Regions from separate parts of the Homo sapiens genome. Here region 2 is linked to region 1. The links are chromatin contacts, found by Hi-C or POLR2A ChIA-PET in ENCODE. All regions are on one chromosome and are shown on one strand. The core of a region is the stretch at or near the end of the contact, and the rest is flanking DNA. Distances in the headings are between cores, read along the strand shown. Region 1 has its middle 25 kb from the start of ARL4A. Region 2 overlaps LOC105375158 (a long non-coding RNA gene).

Region 1 (4,908 bases), core at 53-2,552:
GTGAAATCTCTCTTCATGGTCAGGACAGTTACTGAGCAACAGGAAACACAACTATTCCTTATAGGCCTGGTGCCCTGTTTTTTTCCAGCCCTCAGGTTGGGAGCCTTTCGCATATTTTGCATATAACCTCTGACTTTGCAATGGAACGGAATTTTATTATATTTAATACCATATAATTTTTTTAGTACTGTATTTTTTGGTGGCTTTTAAAGCCACTATTCAAAATCTTTATATTACCCAATACTGCCAATATTCTAAAATTCTTGTGCAAATAAATTGTGTCATTATGTACAGTTAATGGACTTAGTAGGCAAATCAATTTTTATTTTTTTGGTTAAAGGGCTCTCCATTGTGTAAGTGCCTTTAAAACATGCTTATTAGTTAAGCATCTCAACAATGTGGAATGTGGGTTGGTTTTATCACTCTCCAATTAAAAGTTATTGCTCCATAACTTCCAAGAAAGGAAGTTAGGCACTTGGAGAAATTGGTTCAGTATTACATTGTGCAAATAGAATAAATAAATCCAGACTACTGATTCTCAACCTGTTTTCTGCCCTAAATCATCAGAGAGATAAATAGATTCTCTGTTGTAATAACTGAGTCTCAGATTCTAGCTCAGGAAGCCATTATGCCTTCTCAGTACTGGCCTTCTAAAACTTGATATGTTCAATTTTCAAAGAAAATCAATTTAGAAAGAAAAAATATGCTTTGAGATGATAAAAAAGGGAATAGTCATGTAATACAAAATCCACTAAAGCTACATTTCTCTATGCCTTATAGAAATGGACAATTATTTAAATATTAAAACATACCACTACCCCAATTATATATTTTATAATATAAAAATACTTCTTAAACTAAGTAGTAGTATTACTACTGAAATCATCTGTGTATATTTGATATGGGACATGGATAATGGGTCACATCTTGACAAGCATTTCAGGCCTATTGAAAGCTGGTTGTAACAGGATGCAGTTTGCATGAAGGGCTCATTATGATTATATCTTGGACACAGCACAGTAACACTTTTCTTTTCTTTTTTTTTTTTTTTTTGAGACAGAGTTTCGCTCTTGTCGCCCAGGCTGGAGTACCGTGGTATGATCCCGGCTCACTGCAACCTCTGCCTCCCGGGTTCAAGCAATTCTCCTGCCTCAGCCTTCCAAGTAGCTGGGATTACAGCCACCACGCCCAGCTAATTTTTGTATTTTTAGTAGAGGCTGGTTTTTGCCATGTTGGCCAGGCTGGTCTAGAACTCCTGACCGCAGGTGATCCACCTGCCTCGGCCTCCCACAGTGCTGGGATTACAGACGTCAGTCACCCGGCCCGGCCGACACTTTTCTTATGGCTTAGAAGTTCACAGAGTTCATAGGCAATTCATGTAAACTCAAAATGTTTGAATAGCCACACGAACGACTTCAGCTTGGCAGTCCCTTTGTCTCTAGGTTTCTGCTCGTTTCTATGTATCTAGAAATTCTGCCTCAGTCAACGTCTTGGACTCCTATCTTAGTGTAGGTAGAATTACTCATCATTACTTACTTTGAATCTAGATGGTTTCTTCACTGCTACTTTTAAAACCAGAGAGTCACCAAGTCAAGCACAACCACCTTGTTCATTCTCTTTTTTTTTTTTTTTTTTTGAGACAGAGTCTCGCTCTGTCACCCAGGCTGGAGTGCAGTGGCGCGATCTCGGCTCACTGCAAGCTCCGCCTCCCGGGTTCACGCCATTCTCCTGCCTCAGCCTCACGAGTAGCTGGGACTACAGGCGCCCGCCATCACGCCCGGCTAATTTTTTTTTTTGGAGGCGGAGTCTCGCTCTGTGGCCCAGGCGGGAGTGCAGCCGCGCGATCTCGGCTCACTGCAAGCTCCGCCTCACGGGTTCACGCCATGCTCCCGCCTCAGCCTCCCGAGTAGCTGGGACTACAGGCACCCGCCGCCACGCCCGGCTAATTTTTTTGTATATTTTTTAGTAGAGATGGGGTTTCACCGTGTTAGCCAGGATGGTCTCAATCTCCTGACCTCGTGATCTGCCCGTCTCGGCTTCCCAAAGTGCTGGGATTACAGGCGTGAGCCACCGCACCCGGCCTGTTCATTCTTTTAAGGCCTTCATTTTATTCCTGTTGGTTTCACTCACAACTGATAAAAAAGGTAAATGTCGTGTGAGTAGATAAAAATTTTTGAAAATTTGTTTTCAAAGTTGTTAAAGGAAAATACTCTTCTGAGTGTTTCCGTTCTGGATTGTTATTAGTAAGAAAAATATTTTCACAATGATACTATCAAGCATAAAATTCAGCAAATTATAATACTACCCTTATTACACAGTCTCAGGAAAAAAGGTAATAAGTATTATTTTGCATTTAGTGATAGAAATATTAAGGCTCACAATAACAATTGATTTTAAAATAATGATTAATTTTCCAGCTAAAGTTGTCATTTGACAAGCATTTACTGAAAGTACTTGAGAAAACGACAGCAGTAATTATAGCAGTAATAAAGCATAGCAGGCTAGACTTGCCTCTGTAATGCTCATGACTCTTGTGTAATGTAGATAATTAGCAAACTATCGAAACCACTGGAGGAACATCCTGTAACATGGTTAGGGAGACCTTTGTCCTCAGATTTGTTAGCTAATGACATTGTATAAGGATTTGGCAAGTAATTGAATTCTGTTGACTCTTAAATGTTTGGTAATGTACAGTTAAAACTATAAAGTCTGACAGAGGACATGGAGTTGGTACCTTTTCTTTTAAATTTTTCACAGCAATCTTCCAGTATGTTCTTATCTTCCTTGGAAAACCTAGTGTGTCTGTCTCCCAGCAGGTGAAATGAAATGACAATAGACTTTCATTTTGAAATTCAGCAATTTCGTAAGCTTATTGAAATTTTGTTTATCATTTGCTAAACTTTACTGGTATAAATATTACATGGCAGAAATAAAATTATAAGTTGTACATTAGTTTATTCATTTAAACTTTTGTAACACAAAGATCAAGAAACATAACATATTCTGTATTTTTGCCAACAAATATCTAAAATCATTATATTTTAAGTTACAATATCTGCAATCATAATAAATATAGGTCTTTTAAAATATAAAAATTTGAGGCATAAAAGTAATATGATATGTTCCAAGTCACAATGGCAGTAAATATAAATGCTAAACTGAAATATGAAAATCTAGTTGAGGATTTGCTTAGAGTAAGTTTGTAAAATTTGTTTTGAAGAAAGAAAAACAGATTGAAAGTATTTCTTTTTAATATGGTTTCAATTTAATTTAAAAACAATGCAACAAAGCCATTCTTATGTACACACATAGCCATTAAAGATGTTCCTAGCACAAAGATTCTCAAATGTTCCTAGTTCATTCCACCCTTAATATCTGGTAATTTTTTCATGGTGACTCTAGGAAAATAGGAATACCTCATTCGTTTATTAAGTAGTTAGGCCCAAATTTAGTAGTAGCAGTTTGTGTAGTGTCTGACTGATATTTCTGTGTTCCCCTAAAAATTTAAAAACACTATAACACTCCTGTGGGTTCACGGTATCATGATTGGGAACCACGGTCCTAGCAGCATTAAGAGTGTGTGTGTATTGTAGGGGAGAAAAAATAGTTTTACTCTACTTATTTTAGGTTCAGTGCTCGAGACCCCTGTATCAAACGAAAGACTAACAAGCAAAAAGCATACACATTTATTTAATATCAGTTTTCCGTGACAAGGGAACCTTCAGAAGGAAATGAAAACTCAATAAACAGTTTTAAACTTGAGTGTTTTTCCATAGTAGGTTTGATGAAGAGTGGAAAGTCATGGAGAAATATGATAGGACAAAGGGGATATGAGCTACATGTAATGAGCTGGGAGAAACTTGTCAAGGCTTATTTGTTCAGATTACTCTCTGTGACTCTGTGTCCTTGGAGATAAGGATATTCCTTTCCTCCAGGAATAGGGAAGCACCTCTCACATAAGGATCTTATGCACTGCTTCAAGGGAAGGTCAGAACATGCTTCCTAGGTTTTATGATCTGCTTCAGGGGAGAAGGGAGGCGGAACTTCACAGAGACCTTCCTGCTTATGCTATTTTCTCAAATTCCTTCAGCTTAAAATATTCAATATGCCAAGGTGCCATATTTTGGGGTAGTGTGTCCTGATGTGTGTGTCTCTCTCTCCTGAACTCTCTTATCTATCCATCCAGCCATCCTTCCACATCCACACACACACACACATATAAATCAGTCTCCTGCATTTTTATTTGCTAAGTAAAATTACATTCTGTTGTAATTTTCTCCTTGCACTTACCATGACTTGATATTTTCTTGTTTACTTAGTTGTTTATGTGTTTAATGTTTGTCTTCCTTCACTGGGCTATGGGGTCCAAGAGAGTAGGAAAGTTTTCTGCCTTGTTCCCCACTGTATTCCTAGAACCTAAAACACTGCCTAGTGTATACTACATATTCAGTACACACTGTTTGGGTGAATACACATCTTCCAAAGACAAATGTTCATTCTCAAGGACAGTACATTGTAGATAGAAATATTCTCTAACTCCCATATACTTTGTAAGAAACTTCACCTTTCTTGGAGTTCTATTATCACATAATTATAGACAGTGCAGTTTATCTTTTACTGCTCCCAATTGTGCCCTTCAGAACATTTAGAAAAGGAGTCATGTAATCTAGTTATACAAAGAAAAGCTTTGAAATAAATCGCTGTCCAACAAAAACCACACACACAAACACACATACACAAAACCCACTCTATTACATTTAGTAATCTTGGTGAAGGGAAGGGAAGTCATATATTTTACCAATTATAGGTATTTTAACCTTTTGTTTTCAAAACTATAATAAAAATATTCAATAGTGTATTGAATTTTAATTTGCAGGAGACTATCAACATATTAGGTTGCTTTGGGGT
Region 2 (4,671 bases), core at 85-2,584, 230 kb after region 1:
TCATCTGGACCAATGCAACCACTTTATCACTCACAAGCCAGTAGTCTTGCTCTTCTGATCCAATCTCTTCATCGCAAATCTTTCTCTAATGAGAATTTGAGTATTTAATTTCTTTACTTAAAACCCTAAAACTCTCATGATGGAACCTAACTCTTTAACATGGTTTAGAAGCCTCTCAACATTTCTTTCTCCTTCTGACTCTTCATTCCTTACTCCTCAGTTATCTGGCTAAGTCTGGGCCATCACTGAAGGCTTTGGTCATTTGCATTTTTCCGCAAGATCTGTGAGGATAGAAATTGTGCTTGTACTCTGTTCATCAGTCTATCCCAGGTGCCTGGCACTAGGTAGATGCTCAGTAAATATTTGCTAAATGAATATAAGAGTGATCTGGCACAGCTGCATTTCTAGTCATTTCTGTTGCCTGTATCCCCTCAACTTAAACTTTATGTTCCAGTTATATTGAATTTATTTTCAGTTTTCTGAAGTCATGCCCTCTCTTGTCTTTAGTCCTTTACACATGCTTTTCCCCTACCAGGAGGAACTCTGCCTACGTGCTTTTATAATATAGTTTTTTATTCCAGCACTTATCAAACTGTTTGGAAAGTTCTAATGCACAAGTCTTTATTTTCCCTGGGCATGTTCTCCATGAACATGAGAACTACATTTTTCCTTGTTTAATCTCCAGCATCTAGCAGAGTACTAATCTGTGTTATGTGCCTAATATACATTTCTGAGTGCAATAAATGAAAGAGTGAGGAAACAAATGAATACACGGAAGAAATGCATATAAGATTAAAAAATATGTTAAGGTTATCTACGATATGATGAAAATGATGATATATTTACATAGGAGAAAAGTCTGAAAAGTTTCTAAAATGTCAGCATGACCAGGTGAGTGATGAGACTGGGGTGATTTATTCTCCTACCTATATTTCTAAGTTTCTTTAATGTACATTATTAATTTTATAATATTTCAAAATATTTGGAAAACTGAAGAAAAGCACAATATAAATATAACTGGTGAATGCACCAATATCATTAAATATGTTGATGCTCTTAATGAATAGACATATTTATAATTGCCTTTACAATTTCTGTTAAATGAGAGAACATCTGGGAGTTACCTGAAAAAAAAAAAACAAAACAAAAAAACAAAAAAAAACAAGGTAGGAAATCAAACTCTGCATACGTAGATTTCAATTTTATTTTCTTTTTCTGCTAGGTATATGAGTTTGAGATTATATCTGTCCTTCACTTGTGTGAACAGGCAGAGTTAGACAACAAAAAGCCTCCTTGTCAAACAGAAAGGTATAAACACACTAGATTGCACAAGCAGAACCTGACTTCCTTTCAGGCTGATCCATGTACTTAATGAAGGACACGTGAAAACTCAGCCGGGAACTCGACAAGTCTGTACAGTTCATCCTATGTGAAACTGACTTAAATATCTTTGTACGATTCGAAGAGTTATTTGCCTGTGGGCTCTTCTAAGAACGATTTGAAAATACGAGTTATCTACTCATGTACAATCCACCAAAATCTTGACATCTTGAGATATCCCCGTTTATTCCTGTAGGGATATTCCAGAAGCCAGAATGACTTTATCTGCTTAAGAACATGGATAATATCAATGAGACAAAAAGAGCCAGATAAAGGTTTTCAGGTTTTATACAGCATGCCTCCTTCTCAAGATACTTAAATATTTTAGAAAATATGTTTATAAATATGTCAACTAGGATATGAGTTCTTATCCAATTTGATTCAAAACAGACAGATTTATATGAAATTTTCACTCTCTTGTTCTCTTAGGGTTTTATAATTCAGTGCCAATTATTGGCTGGGATCCAAATCTTTCTCTCTGCCTATATCATGTACTAGACTAGTTGGTTAAGCATATACAAACATAAAATACCCCTCTCTTTTAAAAGTGAGCATCCAGCCACACTTTTATAACTGTTACACACGTTAATAACCATTTGTTAATAAACACTAAGTGGTTTTTGACAAAAAAGCTATTTTTAACCACTTTAAATATTTTGAAATGAACTACTTCTCCAATGGAGGAATGTAGAAGTTTAAGTGAACTTAGAAAGGAATGTGGCATTTTAAACAGGTACATTCCTTCTTTCGTGATTTAGGTGGCCTTTAGATAGAATGTAGGTCACAGTAAGAAAAAACACTGCCTTTTTACTTAAACAATAATTAAGTTCTAGCCTTCCTCGTAACTTGACCTTGCACAAGTCACTTAATGCAGAGTCTGCTGTGTTCACCTTTAAGATGGGACAGTGACATCTGTTTTTCTCACTTTACAGGATGAGTGCAAGGATAAGTGAATTATTGTAGGCGAAAGTGCTTGGCAAGTAGTTAAGCCCTATAAAAATTTCAAGGCAGACATGATGTTAGCTATGTCAACAATAGCTTGTTTGGATTTCTTCAGCTGGATTTTTTGCTTTGCCAGCTTGTTTTGGCTCAGGCAATAATTAACCTAGACCTTAACGAGAGAGTTGGACTTGGAATAAAGACCACAAAACAGATAAGCAGATATGTATTCCAAGTCTTCAGTGGTCAGAAATAGCTGCCACCTGGGTAGTTCCAGGACATTTATTACCCTATCTTGGACTTGGCTGGAAATAGGTTACCTTAGATTCCCATCCACCCACTGTCTTTGTGGGGGATAGCGTGAAGAATTCTATATGTGCCTATATACTAGATACCAAGCAGCCTTATAAAAATGGCTTGGGGTTTTACATTTGACATATATGCCATATATATGTATGTCATATATATCATGTATATGATATATAGTTTGTCTCTGTTCCCACCTAAATATCATTTCAAATTGTAATCTCCACATGTCAAAAGAGGGACCTGTAATACCCACATGTGGAACTGGGGAAGTAATTGGATTATAGGGGTGGTTTTTCCCATGCTGTTCTTGTGATAGTGAGAGAATTCTCATGAGATCTGATGGTCTTATAAGTGGCAGTTTTTCCTGCACCCTCACACTCTCTTATCTCTCATCTGCCACCATGTAAGATGTGCTTTTGCTTTTCCTCTCCTTCCACCATGATTGTAAGTTTCCTGAGGCCTCTCCGGCCATACAGAGCTGTGAGTAAATTAAGCCTTCTTCCTTTACAAATTATCTAGTCTTGGGTATTTCTTTATAGCAGTGTGAGAATGAACTAACACAGCATATCTATCTATCTCCTGAACCTTACATTCCATTAGATATTGACATTCCACTAGATAAATATGATAGATGTTATACCTGTTTTATCACTAAGGAAATCCAGACAGTAGAAAAGTGACTGCTCTAAGACACCAAGTCAGTTGTTTATTTTTGTTGTAGATGATCTTGGGTAAAATGGAGGGAGGATTAGACTTCAAATGCCTAAATTAAAATAAATTTTCTTATTTCACACTGTATTACAGCTTTGTGATTTTGCAATATTTTCACACATTTTTTACTGTGCTGTCCCCTTTACCTGTCTTATCTAACTCCCTTCCTTACCAAATACCTCTTTTCCAGCAGCAGGAACATTACCTTCTCAGAGAAACATTCCCACCTGTGGTTAGGCCTCCTACCTGCACTCATCCTTCGAATGAAATAAAGCCTTGATCATATACCATTGTTTGTTGGTTTGCTTCTGACTCACCCACTGCTCTGTGAAAGCCTTGATCATTCATAGAACAAAATGCATAGTGCATAAATAAATGAAGTTTCCATGTTACGAGTAACAATGTAGATTTGGTTCTTAAGACCTAGCTATAGTTTCTGCTAAATTACCAACACTGGTTAGCTCTTCTTTTCCCAACATTTGTGGATATTCCCAAATTTTTACATACTCACTGTTGTCTTCAGTAATAATCTTAATATAAGCAGGAGGGGTTTTCAAGGAGTTTTAGCCTGATTATCTATATTTTACCTTTACCTTTGTCATTTAGACTAGCTCCCGAATTATGATTGGACAGGGTTTTTTTCTGTCTGTATTCTTGAGGTTCAATCCCCAACTTCAATATTGCACCCAGATTTTTACTTCTGTATGCCTGTGCCAGAATCTTGGTTGGCATGCCAATTTCCTCTCACCGTATTCTCTCTGATAAACTTTTTTTTTTTTTTTTTTGTTTTGAGACAGAGTCTCGTTCTGTCACCCAGGCTGGAGGGCAGTGGCGCGATCTCGGCTCACTGCCAGCTCCGCCTCCTGGGTTCATGCCATTCTCCTGCCTCAGCCTCCCGAGTAGCTGGGACTACAGGTGCCCGCCACCACGCCTGGCTAATTTTTTGTATTTTTAGTAGAGATAGGATTTCACCGTGTTAGCCAGGATGGTCTCAATCTCCTGACCTTGTGATCCACCTGCCTCGGCCTCCCAAAGTGCTGAGATTACAGATGTGAGCCACGGCGCCCAACCAAACTTTTTTTTAATATTCTAAAATTCTTCCAGGAATTTCCCCACTTTTGTATAATATTTTTTTCCTCTCACTCAAGCCTAGTGGTCATGGGCTTTGCTTTCTAAGAAAATATTTTCCTAATGCTGATTGTGTCTCTTCCTTTAGGCATTTTAAAATCTAATCTATGCGTGGATTCTCTGTCATCAATTTTATATTGACTAATTTGTATTGAACTTCTTGAATGCCTTCCCTTCTATTCCACACGTTACCTTTTTGCCTAG

Evidence for each region. Hi-C counts contacts between places; a loop is a spot of excess contacts on that map. ChIA-PET counts read pairs that join two places held with the same protein, here RNA polymerase II (POLR2A). Pooled maps may share reads with other maps.
Region 2: a map of PC-3 shows a loop between it and region 1 (12-fold over the local background). The contact joins two enhancer-like sites. A Hi-C loop is called at or near these places in 1 of 168 maps with a recorded cell type or tissue (PC-3) and 1 of 50 pooled maps. POLR2A ChIA-PET finds 5 or more read pairs at or near these places in 3 of 52 experiments (A549, HEK293T and MCF 10A).

Annotation. Positions count from the first base shown.
Region 1 is chr7:12,709,874-12,714,781 of GRCh38, forward strand. No RefSeq gene overlaps it. Among named protein-coding and RNA genes, the nearest start is that of ARL4A, 25 kb to the left of the region's middle. Within about 2 kb of position 1,303, at least 3 of the 41 ENCODE cell types and tissues checked have a DNase peak (open chromatin) inside an H3K27ac peak, as active enhancers do.
Region 2 is chr7:12,940,382-12,945,052 of GRCh38, forward strand. The region is part of intron 1 of LOC105375158 (a long non-coding RNA gene); the gene reads left to right. Among named protein-coding and RNA genes, the nearest start is that of ARL4A, 260 kb to the left of the region's middle. Within about 2 kb of position 1,335, at least 3 of the 41 ENCODE cell types and tissues checked have a DNase peak (open chromatin) inside an H3K27ac peak, as active enhancers do.